3 separate regions of the Homo sapiens genome follow, and all the other regions are linked to region 3. A link is a loop called in an ENCODE intact Hi-C map of the cell type or tissue named here. Cell type or tissue: heart left ventricle. All regions are shown on one strand. Links, peaks and the distances in the headings refer to the core of each region. The heading gives the core; the rest is flanking DNA.

Region 1 (10,304 bases), core at 5,266-7,765, 75 kb before region 3:
CTCATCGGCCCACCCGAAGATGTCCATTCACCCAGTGCCGCGGCCGGAGCCGAGCGGGGCCTGACGCCAGCCGGCGGCGTCCACCGTCCCACCCCCGTGCGAGGAGTTCCAGGAGAGGGGTCAAACTGCTTGAATCGCATAAGAACCCGGTGCCCCAGGGACCTTTTCCCAACTCGGACCAAATATTTGTGGTTTGAAAAAGTTGAGAGAACGTTTTTTCTCTCCGCAGCCCCCTGGGAGTCCCAGCGCAATGCTGTTACTTCCTAGGATGTTCGAGAAGCTGCGAGTTCGAGGGCGGGCCGGCGGAAGGCTTGCCTTTCCACTGTCACTCCACGAACCCAGCCCAGAGGCTTCGGTTTGTCTGTCTTGGTTTCCTTCCTTCCCGGGGACCTAAAGGGGTGATTTACATTTGTAAAGGCCTTTCCAAGCCCTCCTTCCTCGGGGCTGTTGGGGTCACTCCTGAGAGCATGGGGTCTCTGGTCTCTAACCTGGGTGTGCAGCTCTTTCTGGCCCTCACCAGGCTGGCCTCTCCTTTGGCTGGTGAAATGAGGCACAGTGGGCAGATGCTAGCACATTAGCCTTGAGCAAGATAAGAGTGGGCAGGACTCAGATGTGAGTGGGCATCTGGTTTCTTCGATTCACCTAAATCCACACTCACACCATGGCGAAAGGAAAAAGAAGAAAAGCAGCGTTTATTTATTGGTCCCCTGCGATAGGCCACGACCTTTTAACTATACTACCCTCATGCAGTGGACACAAGAACTCTTTGGAAAGAGTGTATTTCACCTGTGAAAGGTGAGGGTTGGGAAGCTCAGTGGACTTAGCCAAGGCCGAAGGCCTGTACCGGGATGTGCTGCTGGGGTCTTGAGGCATAGGCTGGCTCTTCCCACAACACCAGGCCAAACCCTCTGCTTAGACTTAACACTCTTCAATTATACTCAAAATGTATACCAAAAGACCTTGTAATCTGAATATGAAATAGTACCAGCTCAAAAGCTACCAAGGCAGCAGGAGGTGGGAGGAAAAAGAAAGAGGCCATGTAGGAAGCAGGAGCAACTTCAGTCCACAGCTGATCAGAGGCATGCCCTCCACTTATGGAGAATAGGGTCAGGCATTTGCAGAATCTCAGTATCAGATGAGCAAACTGACAGAGCGAGTGTGCGGGAGATATTAGGCATGTGGACTCTCCCTAGCGGACTGCTTGGGCTAGGCTGGCCTTGCTTTCCTTCCTCTTTCCCTGGCCCTCTCAGAGATGGGATGGGGATATATGGCAAGGCTGTTCCTGCATCAGGCTTCTCTCAGTACTCTCCCCTGGGAGTAGCTTGTCAGGGCAGCTAGGCCCCAACCTCGGCCTTCTGTGAAAGGCTGGAACCTCAGGTAGGGTTACAGCTTGCTCCTCCCAAACAGCACAGCCATCCAGGCAGAATCCAAAAAGGTCCATGTTTCCCCATCTCCCTTAATGTTTGGACTTTATTTAAAGACAGGAGTTTAATTCCCTAGTCTTGTCCTAGAAAATAGTTGGGCATTAGCATAGACAGTTCCTCACTGAGCTAGAAAATTGAAAGAATAAAATAAAATAAAGAGACTGGAGTGGCCCAGTTGTGTTTCTAATTCACTTTGCCTGGACTCCCTGTAAGTCTTCTCTAAGAAGAACCGTCCAGCCTTTTCTCAGGGACAGCATTAGTCCAATATTGTAATCGTCCAATGTTACAACATCCCTAAAGCACACACACTCTCAGGACCGTTCTGTTCTGAAGAACAAAGAACCTGACACACACCCTTTAGAAAAGAAAAGCACACCCTGAATGAGGAAAGAAGAGAGGGGTGCAGCAGATGATAGTCTGAAACACCATTCTGTAAAACCACAGACCTGCCATAAGAATAAACATTTCAGAGCAAGGTGAGTCTCCATTTAACAAGTCTCTCTGGCACTCCCTCAGCGCTCTCAACACTTAAAAGCCAAATTGGAGGCATCTGTGCTTCCTGCTGAGACATCCCACCTGGTTGTGGATAGCCCTTTCCAAACACTGGCCCAGGTTTGATCTCTCCCAGCCGCTAGGCCATATGAGAAAGCCCCAGGAGGGACTATGAACTCGGAATCTCAGCGTATCTCCCACTTGAACTTCCAAAGTTTATTTGGGAAAGACATTCTTTAGTTCCACCATTTTGTTAGTAAATTTGTTTTAGAGATTTTAGTGAGATCCAAAGCCACACATTAATACTGCCAAACTTTATGTCATAAATAAGTGTAATATTTCACATGGAAACCATTTGCTCTAGCATGTAAATGTACACCCACACACACACTTGCATAGAAGTTGTTTTAAAGGAGAACTGAGGCTTCCCCTTTTCCATGTATTTTCTCAGTATCCCGGGCATGGCACTGGTCACCAAACGTGTTCAACCAATCAGTGGGTCACTCTCTGACTCAATGAAACCCAGTTTGGACTCCCAAAATGCACTTTGGGTCAATGAGTCATAATAGCAAATATTCATATCAGGCTTGCTAAGTGACGGCACTGTTTTATGCTTTACACATACTAACTTAGTGGTTCTCAAAGTGTGATCTCTAGACCAGCAGCATCAGCAGCACCTGAGAACTTGTTAGAAATGCAAATTTTTGAGCCTTAGCCTAGAATCACTGAATCAGAAACCCTGGGGGTAGAACTCCATAACCAGTGTCTTAACAAACCCTAAAGTGATTCTCATGTACCCTGGGAGTTTCTGCTTCGATAAGTCTGGGGTACGGCTCGAGATTTTGCATTTCTAACAAGTTCTCAGATGATAGTGATGCTGCTGGTCTGGGGACCATGCTTGGAGAATCATTGGTATAGATCCGGAAACTGGGTTACAAGATTAAGTTGTCTAAGGTCACACAGTTATAACGGAAGAGCTGATGCAAACACAAGCAACCTGGGTCCAGCGTCTGGGTTCTTTCCTACTACACTAAATAGATGTCCTTTCTCATGAAGAATGGGAAGTGGCAGATAGGCTGTGAATGTGGTTGAGTGAAGGTTTTACTGTGTTCAGTGACCAAAGACATAGCAAACTGCATTCTACAAGAAAAAGTATTGTCTTGTTTCTCAAATCAATCAAAGACCATGGTAATAAGACTATAGGTTCCTCCTCATGAAGGTAAGTTGTGTTTCCTATGTTCTCTAGCTCCAGGCTGCTTCCCAGCTCTAAGCAAGTATTTTGCAAAAGTGTACTTTGCTCACAACATCACATCCATAAGTTTGGCTGATTTCAGACAAATCCATCCTTGAAATGAAAAATAATTTGATACTATAACACTTTGGAAGAGTGCTAAGTAAGCATCGTATTTTCTGATATGAACTATGACCATTCATGAGCATCATAAGGGTGAAGTTGAAATCAAATATGGACCGCTGGCATTGATGGGATGGACGAGGTCTTGTGTCCTGTGTGCTCAGCTGGGTCTCTGATGTCGGTTTTGGAAAACAGGCAGTGTCTGACTTCAGCTAGGTCTAGGCACCACTCTGAGGCTCGCTACCGTTACCCTGTGTATCCAACAGGACTGTGGGTAGGAACCAGTCATGACAGTTAATGACGGTAAAACGTCAGTGAGCTCTTAGAGACAGGAGCAAGAAACTGAAACGTAAAAATGATTCTTGTTATGGTGGTTGGAGAGAAAGGGCTGAGGTTGAGGGACAGAATAGAGGAAGGGAGCAGAGAGGAGGCAGGGTCAGTGGCTCCACTCCAGTCAGACTATAAACAGCAACAGACATTTCAGCCGTGTCTTGTGTAAGAGGCTCCATTGATTCACAAGGTTCCCTAACAGAAGGATGACGAGAAGCTGAGACAGAAAGGGCCCATTCATTCATGCAGAACACCAGCACTCAGCCCCATTGGCTCTCGCTAATGGCTCCAGGCTGATAGGGAGGAGGGGGAAGAGGCGGACGGTAGGAGGAGGTAGAAATGAAAGAAAATGATGACTACAAGATTGTTGTGAAGAAATGTACAGCTGCACAGGCAATTGCATGCAAATGTGGCTTCCCTTTTTAGCTGTATAGCTAATGTCCTCAGATTCATCTATTTTTCTCTTTCATGTTATCTTCCCCTCCTGTTCTTGCCTTGTCTTTTTCTGGGCTCCCCACTTTTTTTCCCTTTCCCATTCATCTTTCATCTTCCTTTCCCATTATTCCCTACCATGCTACTAATATCCACCTTTATTTTCTGTCCATTTTCACACATCTCTTCTTTCTTCCACCATACCCGCTTTATCATCTATTTTGTCCAATCGATTCCCGACAGACCTTGGCGCTTTAGTATTCTCTCCCACTCACCTGATAAGTCTTTCCCTCATTCATACTTTCTCTCTGCTTGATTCTCTCTTCCCCTTCCCTCCACACTCCCGCCACCCTCCTCCTCCTCCTCCTCAGCCTCTGCCCCTTCGTGAATAGGAACAACATTCTGAAAAGGCTTGCTCATTCCTTGATGGCCCCTCCTGTCAGTGTTCTCTGCACTGACAGATGTGTAGTCCTTGGAAAAGAAGTTCATTCATCCCTTCTGAGAGCATGAACGTGAAGGGGGAGCAGTGGTGGGCAGTAGCCATGAGACGGAGGACGGGAAGGAAACTGAAGTTATAAATAGGATAAAAGAAGATGAAAAAAATGTCGAGTATTTTTTCTCTTTCTTTATATTCAACACATCTCCAAGGAAATGTACCACAGCTGGAGAAATCACTGGTTGGTCTATGTCTTCATCTCCCTTCCCTATAACCCCACAATCCCCGTCCAAACAACACCCATCGCTGAGGAGAGCTGGACCACAGCCCAGAAATAATCCCTCCAACTCCTTCGTCTGGGAAGCTCAAAAGTTAAAGGAGGGGCTAGAAAGGCTCAGGGTTCTTGCCAAACATTTCCATCAGAGGGAGTATAGGACAGTGGGAACTACAACCATCACATTTGTGAAGAGATTGCCCCCAACTGGTAGAGGCCACACCCCGATGGAAGCTGTGTACCATCTCTGAGCTGCAGTTGATGGCAACCCAGGTCATTCTAGGAATGGTTATTATATGCCCCAATCTTCTCAACCTACCAAAAGCTGGGGTGACCCCAGCTTCCTTCTTGCAACTATAAACTATGAGAAGAAGATGATATTACCCTGCTATAAGTCCTTGCATTTTAAAGCTGTTCTTCATATGCTTCCCAGACACTGTCTCATAGGCCATGAAATAAAAACATCTTTACCTTTGAGAAACTTGACAAAGAGCAGCATGAAAAATCATCTCCACTTGGGAGTTTATGTACTTCAGTTTAAGGAAAAGGAAGGCCATGTCTCTTTGCTATGAAGAAGAGACATTCTGATCTTCAGGCTATGAGCAAATGGAGAAGGCCTCAGATGTTAATAAGATGTAACTTGTAGCAAGCAGAGACCATCGAGAGCTGCAAGTGTTAAAGCAAGGCAGCTTTAATCTCAGTTGCATTGGGAGATATAAGACTTAAGCCTTGTGGCATTAATAGGATTCAAGAATTATACAAATATAAATACAGCCATTTTGACCTTTTGCTTATACAAACAAAACCTATTTTGTTTAGAATTTTAAAGGATCACTTTTCTCATGTCCTCAAATTTTTAGTCCTTAAGTCTGACGTGTGAGCAGGTACAAAATCCTCCTGGCTCCCTTGTGAAATGGATAGGTAGCTGAGACATTTGTATTTATGCTTAGAAGAACTGAGATACCAAGCAGAAAGTGACAGCATAAATATTATTATGTCTACAATCCAGGACAGTGCCAAAGAATACCTCAAAGATCAATGGCTATTGAGTCAAGGGAACATGGGACACAGGAATCTATTTCATTCTGCCCTGGAGAGAAACCAGGCAAATGGAAAGCTACTCCCCATGCCTCCTCACCCACCATACACACAGCCCATGGAGTGCCACAGCATCTTGCCCTGCGTCTGTTTATTCCTGATGAGCAATAAAGCATGGGCAACAAAGCAAACATTTATTTTACTTCTCCACTGTTATTTAAGTAATTGACCAAAGAATGTTGTGGGGTAAAATAACACTGAACCAAAAAGTAGCCTTCAAGTTAGTGACTCCCCCTGCCATGCCCTGCCCAGGTCTTTCCCCAGAATTACATTTTCCCAACATGTAAGAGTAATGACATTTTTATGCTAAGAATTCATCCTGGGAGAAAACACAGATTTTGACTAGCTATTTGGTATTCAAATATGTTATCATAACATGGTCTCATGTGAAAGTGAACTTAATATCTGAATTGATCATTTCAAAATTCCCAAATTCAAATTTAATGGTTTTTGTTTAAAAACAAAACAAAACAAACAAAAAAAAAACACTAGCTGGTAAACCAAGAACTAGTGGAATTTGTGAGAAACAGAGTGTCTCCTGAAAACAGCATGGAGATGAGGACTTCAGATTCCTGAGGTCCCTGGGAATGCAGATCCATTGATTTGAGAGTTCTCTGGAGGAGACTCCCACTCACCAGAGGGCAGCACTGCCACCAGCAAGTGGAAGGAGAGAAGGGAGAGAGAGACAGAGGAAAAAGAATTGGGATCCAGGTGGGCATGGACAGAGAGGCCAGGAACAATGGAAACAGATGATCATCGAAAGAAAGCATGTTCTCTAAGAAGGCCGAGCAATTCACACACCTCTGTTTATCCAGCTCAGACTCTGTGACTGCAAAACTTCTAGGCTCTCTGACAACAGCCAAAACGGGTGTCAGGAAATGCAGGATAGGCAAAACTATTTGCAAGGTGAAGACCTAAAGCAACCTTTCTTGGGCCCATTCCTAGAGTTTAGACTTCCTGTCGGGGAATAAAGTAACCCAAAATTTATGGAGAAGGCCCGGGACTTTCCATTCAAGAACAATAGCATCTGTACCCGCATAAGCCATGGCAGCTGTTATTTGAAAGAATGCAGCCCTCATCACATTTCCATTGTCCTTCAACTCTATCCTCATTCCCAGCTTTTGTTTATGTTCCTACCTGAGACACAGTGTTCAAGACCAGTAGGAACTTCCTGAGTTGCCATCTCATCCCAAAAGGGGTAGCAAGGTCTTTGCTGGTGATAATTGGACTGGAAACCACAGTTCATTCGAGGATCTTCATAAGTGTTGCTAGGTCCTTGCCTCTGTGCAAGAAAAAATAGAAGAAAATATATTAGGAGGAAAATCTCTGTTGTTTAGCCCTAAAGAACTATGACTTCATATTATCCAATCACATGTAAGTAAGAATCATCTATAGATGATGACAGAACAGAGCCAACTCTTGTTTTCTTCCCTTATCCCCCCACATAAAGACGCAGGGAACGAGAAGAATTTCTGACTCAGACTATGTATGAATTTATCTTCCTCCATTTCTTCAAGTGTTTAAGGACTACCTTTTCTGGCCTTCAAATAAGAACCCATGGTTAACAGCAGGGCCGAATGCTGACCATCTTGAATTTATACACTCCTGGCTTATTTTTAATGGTACCTTACTCTGTAAAAACGTCATGAAAGGATATTCTTACAAGGCTTACTCCACAATCATACAACAAGTAAATGATACATGCCAAAGGAAAAAAAAATGGACCTATGTAATAAAATTCACCTCATTTTTTGGTTAATCAGTGTGTATAGGCTTTAAATACATTGGTTGCTAGGCAGAAATTGTCCATTTGCCCCAATTTTCGAAGACTTGTGCCACACTCTTAGTAATTTTATGAACTCCATAAAATATACAATCCCAATCTACATAGTACTCTCTAAGGAAGACAGATGTGCTGTGTGGAAGGTCATGTTTTGCTGTGTTTAAAACCCTAGGCTTTGAAGCCAGGTATACATAATTCAAATCCCAGCTCTATCACTTACCAACATGGAGCCTGGGCCTGTTCCTTAATCCAAACCTTAGTTCATGCAATTGTAAAATGAAAATAATAGAAACTGGAAACATGTACATATAGCTCTAGCTACTCGGGAGGCTAAGGCAAGAGGATCACTTGAGCCCAAGAGTTTGAGGCTCAGTCAGGGCAACATAGCAAGACCCAACCTCTAAAAATAAAGTGAAAGTAATAATACTTACTTCATGAAGTAGGACGATTGAATGAAATAATGTATGAGAAAATTGTATATAAAGCAAATTAAAATATAAAATTGCATTTAATAAAACTATATATTGTATGAAATGCATGTGATAAGTATGTGAGGCCTGGTCTTCAATATAAGTTAGGCATTATTTTAATTTAAGAGATCCTTAACATTCCTGGAAATGGCCACATAGGTTAAAAACTAAGACACAAAAGGAAAAGTAGCAAATTCACAGAAAGAAGATTTCCTGAGACCAGGATTCTAATCGACACTGGCCCATCCTCAACTTTCTTTTTTTCTTTTTTATTATTACTCTCTTGGGTCCCTGCACCTTCATAAAAACCCCAACTAAGGAAACCAAACTCTGCTAGAATTTAATATGGTTAAATCTATTGACATTAAGGTCTCAATAAAGGTAGCTCATAAGATGGTATTCTCACCCCTGAAGACTAGCTTGCAACTCCCAGAAAGATTCTCCAACTGGAGAACTTACGTCTTCTCTTCTTCTGAGCATACAAGAATTCAGTACTACTATGTTAGATTCAGTTGCCCACTATCTGCTCCCTTTCCCAATTTGCAATGGCCCATTCACTTAAGATCAGTAAAAATAACAGAAGAGAATATATTGACACAGAGAAAAATGACAATGAACCCAAAAGGCAGAAGAAGGTTCCATGCACATGATATTGGACCTGGTGTTCTATAATATTCATAAAATCATTCAAATTAGAGCTGGATGAAGTTTACTTTGGGGCTGTTTATCTTCCAACTGCATTAAAGGTACTGAGGATGTAAGTGGGACTCAGTGGAAATGTCACCAGTTGTGTTGCATCGAAGGCTAACATCCTTAGCCTGCTGTTGCCAGGGGCCTTGATGAGCACTGTGAAAATGTACAATGGCAGATTTGCCACCTATATGTGTGTGGGGCCAAGAGACAGGGGAACCATCAGCAAGAATACACTACTGAGCATCAGTCAGAAAATGTTTCCTGGCCGGGCGCGGTGGCTCACGCCTGTCATCCCAGCACTTCGGGAGGCCGAGGAGGGTGAATCACCTGAGGTCAGGAGTTCGAGACCAGCCTGGACAACATGGTGAAACCCTGTCTCTACTAAAAATACAAAAATTAGCCAGGCGTGGTGGTGGGCGCCTGTAATCCCAGCTACTAGGGAGACTGAGGCAGGAGAATCGCTTGAACCTGGGAGGTGGAGTTTGCAGTGAGCCGAGATCGAGACCGTGCCACTGCACTCCAGCCTGGGTGACAGAGCAATATCCATCCCAAAAAAAAAAAAAAAAAAAAAAAAAAAAAAAAAAAGAGAGAGAGAGAGAAAAGAAAAGAAAATGTTTCCTTACTTTTGGCTTCAAACCATTTTGCTGGAATGTTATTTAATGCTATATGCTCCTGAAGCAGCTACATTAAATACTTCTTTTGGATTCCCAACAATAAGCAGGTCTTTAACAAAACTTTGAAACTGAATCAGTTCAAAACACACTTCCTAGTCTTATAAATCAAGCCTTGTGCTCTCAATATCATCCTCATCTTTTTCATATTCCTTTAGAGCCTTTTTTCAAAATTTAATGTCAAGTATCAGAGTTGTAGGAATAGGGTCTTGAGTGAGAAAATTTTGATTCTAAATGCTGTGAAGAATTCTAAGTTACCCACATCTGTCTTCTTTTGGGACAGCATGCATGGTTTGCCAAAAACAAAAGATCCTCGTAAAGTGGTAGTAGGTAGTTGGTTCTTTTAAGTAGGTAGACAGGTAGTTTGTTACAGGCCCTGCTAGGGTGGTGGGAACCTAAGAACCTGAATTCGGATTTAAAAGTTTGGGTTTTGTCTGCTAAAGAAAAGCCACTTGAAGGCAAGGTGACATTGGCAAAGAGGGGATGAAGAAAAGTGACCTGGGAACAATGTGCAGAGGACAGAGAAGGTAGATAATCGGTAAGTAGGTAGGGCACAAAATAATGTGGGTCCACACCTGGGTGATAACAGGGTAGCCATATTGTAGGTCAACTCACAGGCTTTGAGTAACAACCATGCACAGAATCAGCTTGATTTTATGTGGTTGGTTTTTTTCCTGGAGTCTCTTCTGCCCACAGCTGGGCTCTTGGTCAACACGTTTTTTATTTTATAAATGAAACCCTCTGTATATTTTTAAGGCATAGTTCCTCTGTAACTGTCCTCCGTGGAGCCACTGGATCCTATTTTTAAGAATGAGAAGGCAATAATGTACAAAAACTACCATTAACC
Region 2 (10,304 bases), core at 2,600-5,099, 150 kb before region 3:
CTGCAGGCTGTTGAAAGATGACTGGCTGCTCCAGGACTGGGTGAGGCGATCACAACTATCGTAGCTCTCTATGCTTTCAAAAGAGTCCTGGCCCCCGAGTTTACCTGGAGGTAAAGGAGGAGGTAGGAAGAGGACAGGGGGAGGAGGGAGTGGGAAAAAAAAAAAACTGTAAAAACCCTCTTATGGAGGACAGATTGCTAATCAGATCTGCAGGAAGGACGGAAGAAGGGAGAGGCGAGTGGGAACAGAAGCTTCAGGGGTCATGGGTTTACTCTGAGGAAAGGGGCTGCACTAGGCCACCATCCGAGGGTCCACGGCCACTCTGCTGCCTGGTTTGAGAACTCCAAGTACAGAGATTCAGAGTCAAACGTTGCTCACATCTGTCGGAGTAGCGTTTGGGTCCTCAAGAGTTCTAAAGCCAGAAATCTAGAAGCTGAGGATCACACATGTTATGATATGATTTCTGGCTGATGTCGTAGGCCCAATGAATAAATGAAGAAATCAGAGCAATGTCAGGCTGAATTCCCCACTCCAGCTCAAGCCAATGAGATGACTTCAAAAGGCCCAGTTTGGAAAACATTTTGGTCATAAGAAAAAAGAATCCCATTAGACTAAGAGCAGATTAGCCTGTTTTGACCTTGGAACTAAGTGCTATTTTTTAGCATTTTTCCCAAATACTATTTTAATATGAAATACATGTACTGACCCTATGCCTTTTCAAATAGAGTAAGATGGTGTAAGATGCTTTTCCCAAGAGATTTTTTAAAATCACACACACTATCACTCTTCTAAACAGAAAACCATATTCTTTATCCTCTCCAAGTAAAATTATGTACTTGAAATTTAAACTTCATTGGAAAAGTGTAGGCAATATTTAAAAGGTTTATTAAAGAGTTAAGGTCCACAGCAGTGTCAGAAATCCTTTACTGTGTGAGTTGCTTAAGGCATTCTTAACTGACCACAAGATCATGCAAGTTCATTAATTTCCCAAACCAGGTTATAAACAGCTGCTATGATTGCACAATAGCTCCTGGAGAAATTTCCATTGGCAAAAATGCCACTAAAAAGGAGGCTAGCAAAAAAAAAAAAAAAATAGTTTTGGAGGAAAACAAATGAATCTAAGAGCGAAAAAGGCTCGCAGGAATGGTTTTTATATGCAACTTTCAGATACTTTTCAAGTAACCTAAGTTAAATCATAGGAGACTAGATGGTCACCTCAATTCAGCACAGGCCAAAAGGCAAAGGGATGTGACAAATGTTTACGGAGAAATATCCGTAAGTCAACTCTTAATTGTTCAGGGGTGGTTGATCTATAAATTTCAAATCCCAGAATAAGGCTGACTTATACAACTTCATATTAGTGTGCCTCCAGTGTATTTTTCCCTCCATGACAGCGGAGATTGGTTAAAACAATAAACATCAAACATGAACAGATGCCCAAACCTAAATTAAATATATAGGAAAATATGTTGCTCCCAACATTGTTTAAAGATCCGGATAAAATGTATTCGGTTGAGTGTGTACTTTTTGTAAAATCCACTGCTGTGGGTTTTCTCTACATCCTGACCCCCTCTGGAACTGCTTTAAACAGAAAGGTGGTGTCATCCGTTTCATCTCATTCCTTCCTCCACTCATCCATTCAGAGGAGGGTAATCTCTGGAAAGCAAACTGAAGAGCTTCATGGAGTTATCAGCCCTGCCCACCCAGTCCACTAGCAAAAGGGCACCTCTTCATTCTTACTAAAAATGAATATATATTTCTTTATAATTCTTAAAAATTCTTTCCCATTTACCCACCAGAAAAGTCATCTTTTTCACCTTTTTAGAGATCATTTAATTTTCTTTCAAGAAATTCACACTAAATGATTTAAGAAAACAGCCTACAACCAGAATGTCAAAGCCTTGTTTTAGCAGAACAGGAAATTCTGTGGCGTCTCATAAAAAGGTATTTGTTCATACCAGCTACTGATCTTCATGGTCACTTATTTTCTCTTTGAGACAAACATACCAAAAGCCTAAGAAGGAGAATTTATATTTTCATCAACACCGCACCAAGTCGATAGTATTTATGCTAAAGTCTCTCTGAAATGATTCCATTTCTATCAGCCAATTTTATACTTGGAGAAAAAGGACATCAGAATTTTCACAAGCAAGATAGTAGAGTTTCCAAGGAGTCCCACTAAGCAAGGGGACTAAACCAAGCCAGAACCAGTCTCTGGCAACCCCCCAAACATGAGGCAAATGCAACCCTGTTGAGAGTTGTGGTTTACAGCGGTAGGCAGCTTTCATTTTAGCTCGATTTCACAACCCTGGTGCTGGGAACCTTCATTTACGGGTATTTTCTCCAAAAATGGGTAGAATCCAACTGGATTAGATACTCAGTTATGCTGCTGCGCTCATGTAGGGAAACCTGTGTTCTCTAAACTGTCCACTAGCCAGCCTTTCTGAGAAGGGCCTCGGCGAGCTCCTTCCAAAGCTATCTGAGTCCACCAAACAGACCTCAGAGCACTCAAAACAGAAGATGCGGCAGCACCCAGCCACCCACTGAGTAGACTCGTACAAAGACAGTCCTTAGGGCCCAAATAAGTGGGGCATAGAAGCACTCTGTACGCTGTAATGCAGCCCGTGAATACTGTACTATGGTTAGTATAAATAACAATCAGCTAACAGTAATGCTTTCGGTCTAGACCAATCACAGCATCTCAGAATCAATTGGCCCTTTGCATAGGCCCTGTTTGCAGCACTTCTAACATGCAGAAAACAGCCCTGCACAAAATGGTCTTCCCCTCAAGTTTCTGTGGCCTGAACTTGGAGGGAGGGAAGAAGAGTGGAGCCAGAAAGAAATACCTCATGTCTCCTTGTAAGGGTCACTTTTGGTCCACAGTCATTAGTTTGGGGTTGGAGGGGTGGTAGGGACCAAAACCAAGAATGAAGAAAAGGAGAGGGAAAGAGACAATTACACAAATGCAAAGCCAGATGCAATTTCAAAACAATGTGACAGGAGATCGACCCAAAGTTACAACATGGCTGAGCCCAAACCCACAGGCTTGGCCTCACTGTGTAGATGTACAGAAAGTCCCACAAGGAAGAAAGTCGTTTTAATGCTTTGACTCGCCTGATAAAAAAGAAACACATGTACACACACTTGTGTGTATGTATTTAAATAGACATGCACCCAAAAATAAAAAAGAGCCAGAAAGGGGAAGGCCGACTGGTCCCACCCATCCCCTTCGGTCTGAAACACTAACACCCTGGGGCCTTAAGAAGGAAGATTAGGGGTTCTGATTTTGCAGGGACTTTCCCTCTGCAGGGCTTGTTGGTGATCCCTAGGCCTGCTAGGAGGAAGTGTGAGTCTGAATACTCGAAGAAGACGACAATGGGCATGACCCATGATTCTTCAAAGTAAAGGTACCATTGGGCTCTCCTCCAAGAGCCTCACAATAGGCACCGCATATGGTCAGTCATTGAGCAGAAATCACTAATAGGCCAGCCCCAGCCTGACATCTGACCCAAGCCCCGCTTGATCAGCTTTCTCCTGTTCCTCTTCCCATTTATAATTCTTTCCCATTTACCCACCAGAAAAGTCAGGTTTTTCACCTTTTTAGAAATCATCTAGCTCTTGCTAAATAGACAAACCCTTTCTTACAATAGATTGCATTTTTCTCAGAAACAAAACAATCTGGACACTTTACTAGGTAGGCTGTACCTCTGAGTGTTTATGTCCTGTTCCTAAAAATTGGGTGCATTTTACCTTTTTTGCTTTATGTCACCCAGCTCTATTTTTAAACACTTTCTTCCCTGACAGTGAATATTTTATCACTATTATAATAGTCACGTTAACAAAACTACCTTCTTTTGGAAACCCCTGGCCACCTCCGTCCCTGGTCCTCTAGCTAAATACACACTTCACCACACTGCTGATGACTGGTTCCAAATAAACCGTTGGTTAACCATCTTGTATCTTCCCAAACCGAAAAAGTCACAGGAGGCTAAAGATCCCAGGCTGGCCAGCAGAGGTCATTCCAGGTACCCAGCTAGGATCTACAGTCAGACCCAGGAGTCCTCTGGGAGGAGCACCAGGACACATGCTAAGCTTAAGGGTTTTCCAGGGTGGCCACTTGAACCATTTTTACTTGATTATGTCCTCCTCAAGGAAAATAGAGCATACCTTTCAAAATGACCAAATTCAACTAGAGTTATTGAGTAAAACATTTTGCCCAAGTAAGATATTTAATTTCTTAGATTGCCTGATTTTGATTTCACTGTGGACCCCATGGCCTTTGTCATAATAATGGACTTGGCTAAAACACCACGATGGAAAGTTCTTAGTATCTGGACACTCTAAGATGGGAAGGCTGAAACTGAGGAATCTACAGGTCTAATAAATAAGAAAAAAAAAATGGAACCTGAAAAAAACTCACAAAGTCAGGTAATTCTTGTAAACCCAAGAGCTTTTAGAGAAGAAATATGACCTACCACGACTGGTCCTCCCCATGCACATGTTGTCTGGGGTGACGACTTCTTGTTTGATAGCAAAGTAGTCATTCTGCAAGGTGTCTGTCTGGAGAGGGTCTCGGAGAATGACCGAGGGGTAGTCATTCTCATACTTGAGGGAGAGGAGCTCTTCCGAGCTGATGGGATGGAGCGTCTGATAGGACTCTGTGATGAAGCTGGGCTCTGAGAACTCCGATGGTGGAACACACTGGGCATGCTCAATACCATAGCCTGGAAACAAAGGGTTTGCAAGTAAAGAGAGGAGAGATTTGTACCTAAAATAAGCAGTTTTCACCATCTACAGGGCCCTATGATGTGGGACAAGCTCCTTAGAGAATAAGGGAAAATACTTTAAATCAGAAAAGCTTGCATTTTTAACCTTGTCCACTACTAAACAGCTTTAGCCCTTGACAAGGTAATTGATTTCCTGACTTCATATCCTCATCTCTAAAATGGGGGTGATTGCGATTTTTCCCGGAGCACTGTGATGAAGATGAAATGAGGATAGAGGTCAAATGCCCACCAACATTCCCCACACAATAAGCTCTTGACACAGAGTAGTTAATATCATTGTGTCACTGGAATAAAAATTGTAATAACGTAAAAAGATAAAACGAAAAAAATAAAACCTGTTTCATATTCCCTGTAAAAGCACAGCCATCAGATAAGATGGTCCTATATCTCAGAGCTTACATTAGTGCAACAGGCCTACATTCATTGTTTCCCTCAGGCCATCTCTTCAGTATGGTTGGGTATCTTACACGAAAAAGGAGAAGACTGTATTTCCTATAATAGAATTTGAAGCTGCATAGCACACTCTTAAAGAAGGATTTTGGAGGAAATGCTGTTATCTCCACTAGTAAAAAGGAAAGAACAAAGACCAAGATCAAATCCCTAACCCAACCCTCTTTTGGCCATCGTAGTGCACAGTATCAAATAGGAACAAAAGTTTAGGGGTCTAGTTGCAGTCTCTCTGCATGACTTTCAGGTGAAGACATCAGAGAAGGATCCTAGTGTGTAGGAACTTGGTAGGTTAATGAAACATATATATAGGTTGAAACTTTGTGCTTTGTGGAAAATAATAAAATAAAGTAACAAAGAAGAGTCTACATCTAAGAAGATATTATTTTTGATAGAATTACCATGAAGGAGCCTGAGATTCACTGAGATAGGGGTCTTTTCCTAGTTTGCTATTATCATGAGAGAAGAGGGGTAGAAATGAACTTACTAATGAAGTAATCCGAGGTATAGCGGGATTCTGGATAGGCTGGGTTGACTCCATTAACTTGATATGGTTTCACATCCTCTGTAATGAACAGATAGGGAAGGAACAAAGAGGTCAATATTCAAGTCATGCTTGGCCTAAAAGGATCTTGGATGCAAAGACCACAATGATCTCAACCCCTTTTCTAAGAAATCTGCATACTCATTAACTGGGTTGGTATCTGAGTCTGTCCTGACTGTGGCCTTGTCTAAAGATGAGATCAAAAAAATATGACTAAGGTTATTATTTCAGTAGCTGCAAAATGGGATTTAGTATCTTGGAAAGAGAATCCATGAGTAATCTCTAAGGGCTCAGAAGGCATTCAGCATTCATTCTCAATGCATTCGTGCTGCGTGTATGTCGACCACACTATAGCCAAAGGCTTGAGTACATCCCAGGTTAGCAGGATCAATCCCCAACCCCCAAACTAATCAATTTCAAAATTTCTCAAAAATATATTGCAGTCTTTAGGCCATAGATTTTACGTTCTCCATTTCCTCTAACAGATGTCTGGTTTTTGTTTTGTATTTTTCCCATTGCCCTCAGGTTTCAAGTTCAGGCCCAGACAAGAAGCAGGACACTGGTAAGGTGACTCCATTTGGTGAAATGCGACTGCGCTTGTGTCAAGGGAGAGAAGAGCAACCCAGTCAAGCTCCTGCCCAGATGCCAACTCCCCTAGGAAAAGGAGAGGAAGGGAGACGAAGTGCACCTGCGGACAGAAAGCTCTGAACGACCCTGCAGTAAGCCTGGGATCCTCTAATTACCCTGGAACAAATGCCATGGCTCCGATTCTTGTATGGAGTAGTCTGATTATATTTCACCATAAGAATCTGACATAGAGTATGGGTTTGGGTTTTTCCTCAGGTATTTGATAGCTTGTTAGGAGCAAAGTCTGATGGGAAAACAAGTTTATGCCTGCACAGAAAAACAGTTCCCAGTTGAGATAAAATGATTAAACTTTGCTTTAGCAGTTTATCAGATTGAAACATCCCCGTACCTTTCACCTTCCACCCCACCCCAAACAGCTATGTTCTTTTGCTGCTGTGTTGCTTTAATTACAGAACAAAAGCTGTAGCCTCAGCACAAACATCATGCTCATCTCTTCAAGTAACTGAACCTGAAGAGGGAGAATTCTTTCTGCCTCTCTCAACAGAATATTGGGTGGGAAGATATGACTTTTGCTCTCAAACATACTGACTTATATCCTAATTCTCTTAAATTTTCTTACATTATTCCTTTACCCTAAGTGAGGCCAAACCAGTCTTAGCGGCCAGAAGGCCCCTGTGAATCCACATTATTATACAAAAAGCACAGGATGGGATGTTAAATTTTAAGTTAAATAAAAATATATTGAGGGCAGGCGCGGTGGCTCACGCCTGTAATCCCAGTGTTTTGGGAGGCCAAGGTGGGCAGATCACGAGGTCAAGGGATCAAGACCATCCTGGCCAACACGGTGAAGCCCTGACTCTACTAAAAATACAAAAATTAGCTAGGCATGGTGGCATGCGCCTGTAGTCCCAGCTACTCAGGAGGGTGAGGCAGGAGAATCGCTTGAACCTAGGAGGCGAAGGTTGCAGTGAGCCGACATCGCGCGACTGCACTCCAGCCTGGGTGACAGAGCAAGACTCTGTCTCAAAAAATAAATAAAATAAAATAAAATAAAAATATACTGAAAGTTGAAATAAAATGAAGAAAAGGAGATGAGTGATACTGAAGAAATCGCCTACCCTGAGCTTCATTTTACAGACAAGGACAATAATAGGACTTGTCCTTACTATCTCACAGTTATTTTGATAATCCAAAGAGAAAATGTATTTGAAAGCACTTTGGAAACAGGGAGACATGATAGAGATATTAATTGTAACTACAATCAGAGATGGGCTTAGATAGCCCAAAACACCTAGCAGCTCCATTTTGATAAATGGAGGAAAACAGCCTCTTAGTAGAATATACTGGGTTACACAGTCTGATTGAATCTGCTATTGTGTTTAGAAGTCAACAGTCAAATCAGATCTGTTAGGAGCCTGCCGTATCGTTTCCCTCTATAAACAGGTCGCTCATGTCAACACCTATGAGTGGGTGTCTGTGCATGGAGAACATGCCGGTGCTTTGCAACTGCCTGCCATCCTCGGTAAAAGCAGCCACAGAAAGACTCACCTAGTTCTTTCCTGTATTCCTTTATGTCTTATTTTTCAACAGAAAGTGAAAAGAAGGAATAAAGATAACATTTTTGAGCACAGAGAAATCTAGTTTGGGTCTCTCTTGAGCACTGCAGAATGGAATATATTCTTAACCAAAGGAAGGTATAATGCGGGGTAAAAGTGCTAATCCTGAGTTTTGCTCCCCTCCCCCAGCGTCTGTGCCAAGGGTTAGAGCTGATGACCACAGGGAAAGGATGGGCCTGGGTTAGAGAGGGCAATGGGCTTCTAGGCTTACAGTCAGCTGAAGGGCACTGCTGACTGCTGGTAACTGCAATTTATTTTAAGAAAAAATTCAAAAAAATAAGCACAAAAACACCCAAGTTTGCCGCCTGCTGCTGTTTCTATACTCAGCCAGGACTGTGGTACATGAGTCACTTGGTCCAAAAAGGTTGGAAGAGGCTGTTAGGGGAGGCCATGTCATTATAAGGTTGCAACATAGCGTCCTGATATAACCCCAGTTCCTGCTCCAGATGTAAAAGGTATGATGCACTACTGCAATTCCAATTCAGTTAGTGGGCAGAGAAATCTGTCTTATTAATACGGTCTCAGACGCTAAGCTTTCCCGGGATGTGATGAGGTATTATGGGGCATGCATCAAGGCAGTGTGTATTAAGATTGCAGAAAACAAAAACAAAAACAAAAACAAAAACTATTCTTGGGTTGGCTGTGGGCACTGCTTGTTCAACCAGGGCATGGGTTTGAGATAAGGACCTGGATTAGAATGTTGCAATCCAAGAAGCTTCAGTGGTACAATCTTGCTGAAGATTAATATCTGAACCCCCAATATGTAGAAGAAAAAGAAATTACACTCATCTAAGAGTACCTGCTGTATGCTGAGCAGTGTACTAGGCACATTCCCACATACGTCCTACAGTAGGACACCCACAGATAAAGGCATTGACGTCCCACCATTGGGTGAGCCCCCTACCTACTCTCACAGCAACCCCACATAACCTCCACCTCTCTCTGTTTCCACATATTTACCTTTCTGCAGGATCTCTAGATGTTCCCATAAGATGTCCCCAACAAAGTCTGGGGCCAGCTCGAGAAAGCAGTCTTTACCCAGGGCGCAGAGGGCTGCTCCATTCATACAGAACTTCTGGAAGTCTACACCTTTCAGGCTGAATTCATTCACAGCCCACATCACCCAGTCCCGAACATGGGTTTCTGTCCACTGCCGGGGGTCTGAGGAAAGAGATCAGATGAAGATCCAGCAGGTCGGGCTTTTAACTCCTATCCAAGCCTCAGAGAGGACACTGAAGGAGCTGAATTTAGCTGAGAATGCTATCTTTATTCATCGAATGAGGAAGCATCAGCCTAGCCTGCACATCATTGAGTGCCTTCCATAACCCTCCCCTCCATATTCAACATCTCCGCCTTCTCTATTTCACCAGCTAGGAGGTCACTACTGCCAGCCAAAAAGTACCACATGAGTATTCTCTGTCCTTGCAGGCAAAGATTTCCATGAATCTCCTCTCTCACTGCCTTATTCCCATTGGACTTTTTTAAAGCCCTGAACAGAACAAATGGCTTCTTTAATAGCAATAATAACAAGAGATTGCTCATGCCTCTCCCTGCTCTTAACTATAATATACTTGAGACTATTATTCTCGATTATTTTTTATCTTAGCCAATTATAGTGGTAACAATTGTAGCAATTAGTAGTAGTCATTCATTCAAATGGCACTTGGTAATAACATTATTAGGTGCCTGTATTATACCAGATACTCTGCAAAGTCTGTACTTATCATAAGCTATAGCTTGAGTAGCACTGTAGTATTGATAACATGCAATCTTCATACATGACCTGAGGTTTAACCTGGCTACACCCACCAATGACACTTAGAAGTTCAGATGACAGCAGGTGTAATGCCCAACATCAGAGCTGTTCCAAGAGATCCAGAAGTGATTCTAGTGTGCAGGCAAGTTTGAGGACCACTGTCTTCATACCAAGATGGCAAGAACAAGCCCAGGAGACGGGGCAGCCTCAGTATGTGTGTCATGATTGTCCTAACAGATGGCAGCCATGGCCCATAGCTGCTGACTCCAATGTGGTTAGTGTAACGTCTGCCTCACACACTCCAGGTGAGAAAATGTGTCTTCCCAAAGGGTCTGACCCCAACCACTCTTTTTCCAACTACAAAACCATACCTTTTGGGATCCCCAGTCGTTGCTGTTCTTTAGTGAAACCACTGAAAGTAGCTTTTAATGCTTGAGACATCATTTCTTTGCTGCTTGGAGTTAATAGTGGGACATCTGCACATTCCATATCTGCATGAAAAAATTGCATATGAATAACAAAAATTACATAGGTAATGAACCAATCATAAAACATTACAAATGGGC
Region 3 (10,304 bases), core at 3,275-5,774:
GTCATCTTACTTTTTTGTTCTGTCTAACAATTGCAGGTGCTTTCATACAAACCTGTTGCCCTTAGCAACCATCCCAAGGACTGTAAGTTAAGGTTTCCATTTCCATCCCACAAACAGAGCATGAAGGCACAGAAAGGTCAACCCTCACAGTATGCTGCTGGGGCACAGTCCTTCTGGCCCGGCTCCCACACACAGACTCCCTGTGCAGTTCTGTGGGGTAGTCCAACCCAGCACAGGATCTGGGATCAGAGAGACCTGAGTCTAAATTATGCCACTGCTAACCTTGAAAAATGTATTTAAACTCGCTAAGCCTTGGTTTTTCTCATGTGAAAATTAAAAAAACGAAACATCTAGCTCACAGAGTGTGTGTGTTATTTAAATGAGATAGCAGCAGACACAAAATGCCTGGTCTGCATCTAGGCATTGCAGATATTTGATAGGGCAAAAGTCAGCATGTAAAACTGTTTTTTTTTTTCTAGAATGCCAGGCACAATACCAGGTTCAGCAAAGCTTGCAAAAATAATACTAGCCACCAAAACGAATGAGAAAAGGGAGGACAAAAAAGGAGAAGAAAAAGAATTAAGGTAATTAGTCTATTTGCACTAAAATAATAATTGTAACAGTAAGTAAGCTAGCTGCTATTTGGATGGCTGGAAAGTTGTTAACCACAACATAATGCAGTGATTGCTAATATATATATTACACAGAGGAAGGATGGAGGGACGCTTTCTGTATAGGAAGGCCTCACACAGTACCATCTGAAATGGGTCTTTATGGATAAGTTGGACTCTGACAAGGAAGGAAGAGAAATGTTAGGCAGAAGGACTCACACATCATAAGCCAACACCCTGCGTTTGGAGGGGGGCTGAAGCAGGGGCCGCCTAGGGAAGTGTGCGGGAAAGAGACTGGGAAGGTAAGAGGGGCCATACCATGAAGGGCTCGGTTTGCCTGACTGAGAAATGAGACTTTATCTCTGAGGCCTCAGAGGTTCCCAGTAGCAGGAGGTGGGGAGACATGACCATATTTGCTTTGGAAAGAACTATGGTGGCTGGGTAGGGGACACAGAGGAGGGGAAGTTGGAGCAAGGAGACGATTAGCAGTCACTCCAAATAGGAAAGTCACACATGGATAAATGGCACCATATGGCAAAAACAGTGAAATCTTCAACGTCAAAGGTGAGCCCCAGAATCACTAAAAACTAAATCCTAGGTTGGGTTCCCTGGCCTAGGCGATTCCTCCGCCTCTGTGCAAGAGTCACCATGAACCCTATCTCTGCCTTCCAGCTGCCGTCCAATCCAAGATAAAGGTGAGTAATCCAAAGGAAAGAGCCCCGAAAACCAAAGGGAATATTTATTTTAAGTAGTTTGACGTCTGTAGGAAGGGGGAAAAAAATCTACCAAGGCCTGAATGGGGAGCCATGACATTCACAGAGCCTAGCCATTGTGTAAAGAGAAAAGTTCCTCAAGATTATGTTTGTCCAAGAAATCAGACAGTTTACGGTCCCCAAGTCAAAACACTCAAGGATTGGAAGCCAGAGTTTCCTGGGCTGAACCCAGTTACTAACTAAAGTGAAAAGGAAAGAGTAATGAGATGCCATGAATTGTTGTTAAGCGGGTGGAGTTGGTTGCCAAGGCTTGAATCCAGCAGATGCAACAGCAGAAACTGGGGCTTGCCAGGCCCCCCGCCCCCGCCCGCTGCCCCACCGCCCACCCTGACCTGGCGCTGCTGGGGTCACTGTGACTGGACCTACTCACAGCTGCAAACACCCTCCCGCCATGGGACACGGGGGAGCTTGAGCCTGGCTGAGTCATGTAAGCCAGCCAGATCAGTGCCAGGCTCGCCCCAGAAATCAAAAGAGACCCCTCTCTTCTTGCTACTTGGGTGACAGTCTATACTGGTGTCCTGCAACAAATGACCACCAGAAGGAGCATGCCAGCCCTCCTTTGTCCTTATTGGAGGTGTTGTGAGAGGTGGGGGAGATTTTATCACCTATAGGAGAAGAGGATAAACCCAGGAAAACCGTTCATGTAAGGACAGTAGGGAGGAAAAGGGGAGGAGAGAGAAAGAATGACAGGGAGGCTGCCACGCCCTTCCAGAGCCTGCTCTCCTCCTTCCTCACCTAGCTCCTTCCACATCTACCCTAAATGAGCTCAGGAGCTGAACTTGGTTGCCCACAGAGTTCTTATCAGGACCACCCTGGCTGAAACACTGAGGGAAGAAATAGGGACAGCGATGAAGAAAGAGTGCTGCTTGACATTGCCATGTCCCATCTGTGCGTCAAGTCACTGAATGTGACCTGTTTGCAGTAAGTTAGAATCCAGCTGCCGCCTGAGAAAGAAATACACCAGGCCCCTCTGGGCAGGTTGTGTGTGTCTGGGGTTGCCCAGTGACCCTGGAGATTGCTCAGATGTCTCCCACGTGATCACACCCCGGTGGCCTTCAGAGAGGTATACACTCTGAATTAGGGCCACTGATGGAGTGGCAAGGTGTTTGGGGCTTGAAGATTTGCCAAAGTGTAAGTCTTAAAGATTGTATTTGTGGAGAGATCCTGAAATGTCTCCACATTTGGGAGATATTTGTGTTTGAGGGTTACAGAGCAAAGATTCTCTTATCAGCACAGCACGGGGTACAAGAATGGCAAGTTTAGCTCAGCAGTCAAAGTCATGAGAAATTCAGAGGGAGGTGTGAAATTTCTTCTTAAAACTGAAAAGCAAAAACATTTCACAAACAAACGAAAAAGGAAAAACCACAGCTAAAATCCGTAAACTATTAACTATATCTGTTTATTAACAACAACAAAAAAAAAAGCAGATGGAGAGCTTTTTCGTTAATAAGCTAAAAAGTTCGTGTTTTTGTTTTCTGTAAGCCTGTTTTAAAGAAAGCTCCATTTCTCATGACTGACCTTCTGAGAATAGAATGAGGTGTTTTCTGCAGTGGAGTCTGATTCTTTCATCACTACCGAAGAGCACTGAGTGATCACCCACACTGCATGGCAGAAAACAGAATGTACTGTTATACCGCATTGATGCCATCAAAGTGTTTGTGGAGTGTAAAATTAATATTCGGCTTATGAGGGTAGGCCGGGGGAGAGGGTGGGTGTTGTTTTGCATCCCACATCAGGACACCCTGTATTTAAACACACTTTGTGTCATCGAGGGTGCTTTCAGAACCCATGCACCCAGAACCAAGTTCGGCCGTCAGCCACATGGAAAGGCAGCACCCCATCCCTTCCCCTTAGCACTTCCTGACCCTTCTCCTTTTGCTTCCTACTCCTAGTTTTCCCCCTTCCGCAAAGAAAAGAGTTCTAAACCAGATCACAGTAAGACCTTAGGGATGAAAGTAGCCATCCCCTTCTGAAGGTGTTTGCATTCTACAGAATGGAAGGATTCTGGCCAGGGCTGCAGCAGGTAGTGGTGAGCATGAAGCCAGGAAGGCTAAGATCAAAATCGGGGACCCTGCGGGAGATTGGAGGGGACTTCTGAGTGTACCTCACATTCCATCAGATAGGCCCTAATCATTTTGCCAAAGGGAGGGATTTGAGGGGATCATAGCAAAGGTTCTCTTATCAGGACAGCCCCAGGAAGCCCTGCAAAGGTGAGGAGAGACAGCCAATGAAGGATGAAGCTGTGTGAATTTTAGCTTCAGCCTCAGGTTCTGCTCAGCAAAAGTGGAAGATCTGGTCATTTATAGACTCCTGGACTTAAATCAAAAGAGCCAGAACCTCGACATAGCGACTCCAGGAGCTAGGTGACACTGAAGTCACCTTACCCCTCCATATCCTGTAAAACAGGGATGATCACAAGAGAAAGTTGTGGAGCTGAAATGGGCTGATGCACTCGAAGGCTTTTTCACTCAGAGACGGTCAGAAGACATTTGCCAGATGATTTCCAGATGTGTCAGAATGGGGAGCACTCTCTTTTGAGCAGGATAGCTCTCTCCCACACTTAATGTATGCCTGAGAGGAGAGAGAGAGACAAAGAATGATCAGACTGTACACCATTTGTGGACAAAGGGTCATCATAGGGCTTTGACAATTCTCCAAGAGCACTGGTTCCACATAGAAGCTGGCTTCACAGGCTGGCATTGGGATTAGGCCAGAGGTCAGATAGTAGGTGTGGCAAGGCCCCAGGTGGGCTAAGGCTGGCCATGGAGACAGGTGGGCTTTCCTGTTGAATGCTTCCAGGGAAGTCATGCCGTCTGGAACCTCAGATTTGGCAAATCAGCAAAGGAAAATTGGTCGCAATTATTTTCCAGGGCTTCCATGCTCTCTGATGTGTTAGATCCTTGTTAGCATTAACCAGAGTTAAACATTTGTTTTATTCTGTGGATGGAGAGACAGGTTTTAGAACACCTTCCCTGACAAGGTTAAGGTTGCAGGTTCTGAAAATTATCTCCGGTCTCCAAAGTTTTTGTATTTCAGTGTCTTTGGTGCTTTTTTGTTTTGTTCTATTTTGAAGTAACTTTATAGTTTTTGTTTGTTGTTTTTTTTTTTTAAGTACAGATATGTTGAGCACAGAAAAAAAAAAAAAAAAAAACATTGCAATAACCTTGACTTCTGAAAAGTCCTCTCATTCTTCCAGGGGAGGAATTTTGTTTTTCAGGAACTGTTTTTTCATAAAGACAAAAGTCTTAGCAGTTTGGATTTCGGCCTTTGAGTTTTTCTTTTCATCATGTGTAATTTCAAATTGTACTGAGGTCCTTCCTCCTGGAACCTAGCGAATACAGCTCAATGGCGCCCCCTGAAGGCCAACGTAGAGGGGTACAGTAAAAGAGGATAAAATGAGGAACCTCCAGCCCTCCGTATCCGACCAGCCAAGACAAACCACCATCTAGGCCCAAAGGCAGGTTAGCGTGTGGCAAAACCCAATAGCTGCATTCAAAACCCAGTTCTGACAACAACAAGCTATTTCTGCATGTTCCCACATAGTTGAGAAGAGATTGAGCTTTGGCATAAAACAGGTCAAAGGCCTTGGATTGAATTCCAGCACAGACAAGTTACTTAATCTCTCTAACTCACTTTCTCTTTCTGTATAATGTAGAATACAAAGTGATTTTTTTAATTGCTTACTATGTGCAGGCTTTGTCCTAAGTGTTTAGCATGTGTTAGCTCATTTAGTTCTTGCTAAAACCCTCTAGTTTGTGTGCTATTAGTACCCACTTTGTACAAATAAGAAAACTAGGGCCTGGAGTGAGTCAGAAGCCTTCACAGCTGCTAACTGAAAAAAACAGGGCTGAACGCATGTGGTGCAGTCCGGAGCCTGGACTCACCGCCACATGTCACACTGATGCCCATACTTACCAGGTGGGACCACCGTGAGGACTAGAAAGAGAAATGTCAACCACATAGCCCTGGACTGGCACAGAATAAATGCCCAACAAATAATAGCCATAATTATTCCCATTCTTGGTCGACCACCTTAATAAAAGCTACCATAGAGGCAGGGAATCAGTAAGAAGAGATGACTAAGAGGATGCTTACTGCATGTAGGAAAATCAGTTAATGCTCGTGTGACTGGCTTATTTCCCTTTGCATACTGTCCTTCAGGTCCATCCATGTTGTCACATATGGCACGATTTTCATTTTTTTTTAAGGCCGAGTAATATTCCACTGTCTGTATCTACCCATTTTCTTTATTCGCCCATTGATGAACATTTAGGTTGTTTCCACATCTTAGCTCATCTTGACAGTGCTACAATGAACATGAGCATGTTAATATTTCTCCAAGATCATGATTTCAATTCTTTTGGATAAATACCTAAAAGTGGAATGGCTGGATCCTATATTAGTTCTGTTTTCCTCTTTTTGAGGAACCTCCCTACTGTTTTCCATAGCGGCTATACCATTTTACATTCCCACCATCTGCGCCAGAGTTCGAATTTCTCCACATCCTCACCAACACTTTTTATCTTTTGTTCTTTTGATAACAGCCATCCTCACTATTGTAAGGTGATATCTCATTATGGGGAAAAATTATATGAAAAGGAAGCATCAAATTAATAGGCAAGAAAACCAGTACATAGTATTTGGACAGTTGGCATATTACTTAAAAATTATGTATGAATCCAAAAAATTAATTAACTCTTACTATATTAGTATTCTGATTGTTGACATTAACCTGTAACAATAGGAGAAAAAGTTAGTTCAGGAATCACTTCCCAATTACATCTGTTACAAATGCAAGGAGAAACAAATACAAGGAGAAACTCCTTTGCATACAATATTTTAAAGAAAAGGACAGGTGAGTTTTGGGATGCGAGGAGAGGGGCAAGAAACTGTCTTCTGTGTGGAGAGGGATCTTGAAACATATCTTCCAATGGGAGGCCAAATGCAGGGGGGCATTGCTTTCAAGAAACTAAAGGTCCTGAGTGCCTCCCAGGATAGCAGTTAATGAGCATGAGCTGGGTTTTCAAGAAGTCTGAATCTATTCAACTACAAAGTAGCTTCCTTCAACTGTAGCAGCCTTGAGAACTTGTGTTCTGCACCTACAGAGACCCCTTCTGCCCAAATACTGGTGGTGCAATGCAGCCAACCGCTGCATCTCCCAAAAGATGCCGGGAAAGAGGCAGACACCCAAACCCACCCTGGGCCTGGGCAGACCCCTCTAGCCTCTGACAAGTCCAGGCACTGCTCAGACCTTCACATGCACACCTAGGGCCCCTTCATTATTCAGCAAGCTCTTCCCAGGCTCCCATCTGGCATCAGGCATGGTGCTGGGAGCTGCTGGGCACACGGATGAGCAGGTGGTGACCCTTTTCCATCAGCTACCCAGAGCCAGCTGCAGAACAGCGCCGAGAGCACATGCCTATAATGTGGGGCAGAGGGTCACACCGAGGACTCTCCCAGAGGGGAGTTATTTGAGCTGCTCTGGAGCAATGCAGACAAGAGGGTACAGAGCACAGAGGCCTGGGGTGGGGACTCCCAGGGACCAGGAGAGGCATGAGGTGGGAAGTGGGGAGCCAGGCTAGAAAGGGCCTTGTGAGTCCTCTGGGGGAGTTGCAGCTTGTCCTATTAGCCATGTGCAGGCTCTTTGGTTTTCAGAGAATGAGGATCATTCACAAGGGTGACTGGAGCTCCTGCGGGATGTGCACACCTGGCCTGAGGTTGAGATGACACAGAAAGAGTCACAGGGCCGGGGTCTCCCGCAGAGCTAGTCTTCTGTTTGAGTGTCATTTATCACCTCTTTCCAGAGGACAAGATGATGGCTTTATGACCAAAGGGGCTGGCTATGGAGGCCTCTCTTAATTTCTAATTGAGAGCCCATAATCACCACAAAGAAAAGCCTCTACCACCCAGGACTTCCGGGGAGACTAGAATCCGACTCAGAGGTGTTTTGTAACAAAACAGGGGTGGAGAAGATTAAAAAAAATCAAAAAAACAAGAAGGTTAGGAAAAAAGGCATTACTAAATTCTCCTTCATAGTACATAAGGTTTTTAAGGTAGGTAAATCACATCAGCCCAGCCACACTCAGTGACCTTTGTGATGGAAGAGGTGACCACTGGGCCAGTAAAGAAGTCACAAGGGTCCCAGGCCTGACCTTTAGCATTTCTGTGATTTTTAAATATCCATAAAACAAAGGTCTGTATGAGACCCAATGGAATCAGAAGCCCAAGTCCCAGCTCAAGTGGGGCCTGGCCACAGCAGGCTCTGGCAAGTCTCTGGCCCTGCAATAAGCCCTGGGGGCTTCCCCGGGCTCTGGGCCTTGCCTCCTATGCTCTGGGCAGCCTGGGTCCACGGGAGAGGAGTGAAAGTCTATTTGGCAAAAAGAACCAAACAGAGGGTTGCTCTGCTTGTCGAGAAAGCAGCACCATTGTCCTGAAAACCTCTACCTCCAGATCCCCGGGGATAACCTGAAGCCTGGAACATCACTGATGTCAGCCTCGTGAACACCCTGTCTTCTCCCACAAGCTCAGTGAAGGAAAGTAGATGGCCTCAAAAGCTCCTGTTACCATGCAGGTGCTCCAAGTCAGGTCACAGGCCGCCTCCCCGGGTCCCCATCCCTGGCTTCGTCATAATCCTGGCTGCCCAGTGACAGCTCTCTTTCTGGGAAGGAGCAGAAAATGGGGCTCCCTGATGTCCTGAAGGGGTTTAGCCTCAAAGCTTCTTGCCAGGCTGGGAACAGATAGAGTGGCCACTTATTAGGAGTTAAGAGGTCAGTATAGGTGCAGAACAGTGTTTTTAAAAGTGTGTCAGGAGCCAAGTAGACACATGGAAAACACAATTCCTGATAGTCTCACTTTTTTTCATGAAATGGGAATTAAAAGATTGTTAGAACGGGGACTGAAATAGTAAAAGAAAGCTTGAAGTGAGGGGGTAGAGGTGTGAACTAGGTAGTAAGGGTCATGGAAGAAAAAGCTGACCTAGAACAAGTGAAAGAGTTGGTGAGAAGCTCTGAATTCTAGCTGAGTTAAAAGACGATGAATTTTAGTTGTAAAGTTGTAGTTTTTAAAAAACTACAGTTTTTTTTTTTTAAGTCAGCATGGTTGTGTGATTTGTTTTATCCCTATTCTGCTTCTCAAGGTGTAAGATCAAAAGCAATGACTTGTAGCATTGAGCCAGGCTTGGGAATTCATTGGATGTGTGTGAAATTTATTCAGTTGACAAATATTTATTGTTTTTGCAATGCACTACTCTGAATATGAAGGGTGGAAAAAAGCAATACAAACTCTGCCCTTATAATCCATAGAATCTAGTGAAGAATGGTCATGACCCAAGACAGCCAAGGGTAATGTTGATGGAGTGTGGTCCAGATGATCAGCCATAGGGGGGAAAAGAAGGAAGTGGGGAGACCAGGGGATCAGAGGTACCTGTGAGATCAAAGATCAGTCTTACTCATAAGAAAACTAACAGAGTAAGAGACCAGTCTAAGACTAGAACATCAACTTTGCTATGGAAAGCAGTGATGCCAAGATCTAGGTCAGGACTCTGGGGCTGGAAAGGAGAGGAGCGGAGATGCAGATCATTGGAGCGGGAGGTCAAGACTGGGAAGCCAGGCTGGTAGGACAGGCCATGTGCTGCGATCTAAAACAGGAGTTAAGGTAGAGAAGAAGTTTTAAGACAGGTCCAAACTCTCAACTAATGAGGAAACACAACCTGAAATTTGGTTCACTGGGGAATATGGGCCACAATGGAAGATGAACTTTTATTAAAAAAAAAAAAAAAAAGGTAGAACATCTGGTGGGAGTTCTGGGTACTGAGAAAATATTCCACTCCAGGATCCAGTGTATGTAGATCAGAAAATGAGTAGCCTCCAGCGAGAAAGTGCATTTCCATTAAAACATTTGAGTGGAGAGAGTGGTATATTACACAGGGCTTTCCAGAGAAACAGACCAATAGGACAGAGAGACAGAGAGAGAGAGAGCATTACTCTAGCCTCACACTGCTAATAAAGACATATCCGAGACTGGGTAATTTATAAAGAAAAAGAGGTTTAATGGACTCACAGATCCGCATGGCTGTTGGGGGCCTCAAAATCATGGTGGAAGGCGAAGGAGGAACAAAGGCATATCTTCCATGGTGGCAGGCAAGAGGATGTGTACGGGGAAACTGCCTTTTGTAAAACCATCAGATCTCATGATACTAATTCACTATCACGAGAACAGCACGGGAAAAGCCTGCCCCCATTATTCAATTGTCTCTGCTTGGTCCCTCCCATGACACGTGGGGATTATGGGAACTACAATTCAAGATGAGATTTGGATGGGGACACAGCCAAACTACATCACAGAGGGAGATTAATTTTAAGAAATTGTATCCTGTGATTGTGGGGGCTGGCCTGCCGGCTGGAGACCTAAGAGAGATATAGAGTTGTTGCAATTTGAGTCTGAAGGCAGTATGGAGACAGCAGTTCTTCTTACTCCGGGACTGCAGTCTTTTTTCTTGAGGCCAGGCTTTCTGCTGGTTGCACAAGGCCTCCCCAAACACATCATGAAGGGTTATCTGCTTTACTCAAACTCTACTGATTTAAATGTCAATCACATCTAAAAAATTCCTTCACAGCAACATCTGGACTACAGTTTGACCAACACCCATGCGTTACGGCCTGACTGAGTTAACAAACAAAATTCACCATCACAAGTGGTCTTCGTAATGGTGGAGGATGACGAAAAGCTTGACCGTAGATTCCTAAAACTGCAATGGCAACAGTTGGGGAAGAGCAAAAAGAGGGAGCGGAGCCACAGGTGAAGCAGGGAGAAGCAAGAGGTTAAGAGGACAATAGAGAAAGGGAAATCGGAGGTGGGTGGGGAGAAGGGGTTCCCTGTGTGCAGTGACCACATGTTGGTGGCATAAGCAGTATGGCTGAAT

What was found. Hi-C counts contacts between places; a loop is a spot of excess contacts. Peaks named below come from ENCODE experiments on the same cell type or tissue, not always from the same donor. Only the 100,000 strongest peaks of a DNase experiment are listed, where the experiment ranks them.
Region 1: it touches region 3 in a loop (7-fold over the local background); 42 of 110 quality-filtered maps call a loop at or near these places.
Region 2: it touches region 3 in a loop (4-fold over the local background); 30 of 110 quality-filtered maps call a loop at or near these places.

What each region holds. Positions count from the first base shown.
Region 1 is chr11:128,549,314-128,559,617 of GRCh38, forward strand. ETS1 (ETS proto-oncogene 1, transcription factor) reads right to left here. Exons shown (of 10, transcript NM_001143820.2): 3 at 6,978-7,122. Among named protein-coding and RNA genes, the nearest start is that of ETS1-AS1, 28 kb to the left of the region's middle. RefSeq lists enhancers at 1,696-2,237, 3,119-3,188, 3,301-3,390, 3,601-3,860, 3,871-3,980 and a cis regulatory region at 3,592-4,092. In heart left ventricle, for the core only: a CTCF peak has its summit at 6,469 (motif pointing right); a DNase peak (open chromatin) is centred at 6,478; H3K27ac peaks cover 325 bases.
Region 2 is chr11:128,480,348-128,490,651 of GRCh38, forward strand. ETS1 (ETS proto-oncogene 1, transcription factor) reads right to left here. Exons shown (of 10, transcript NM_001143820.2): 4 at 10,110-10,229; 5 at 8,943-9,143; 6 at 5,722-5,799; 7 at 4,476-4,724; 8 at 1-104. Among named protein-coding and RNA genes, the nearest start is that of MIR6090, 37 kb to the right of the region's middle. RefSeq lists enhancers at 2,451-2,530, 2,711-2,760, 3,131-3,200. In heart left ventricle, for the core only: a CTCF peak has its summit at 4,019 (motif pointing right); no DNase peak of the experiment used is centred there; H3K4me3 peaks cover 228 bases; H3K27ac peaks cover 960 bases.
Region 3 is chr11:128,625,819-128,636,122 of GRCh38, forward strand. No RefSeq gene overlaps it. Among named protein-coding and RNA genes, the nearest start is that of ETS1, 43 kb to the left of the region's middle. RefSeq lists an enhancer at 2,456-2,665. In heart left ventricle, for the core only: a CTCF peak has its summit at 4,749 (motif pointing left); a DNase peak (open chromatin) is centred at 4,753.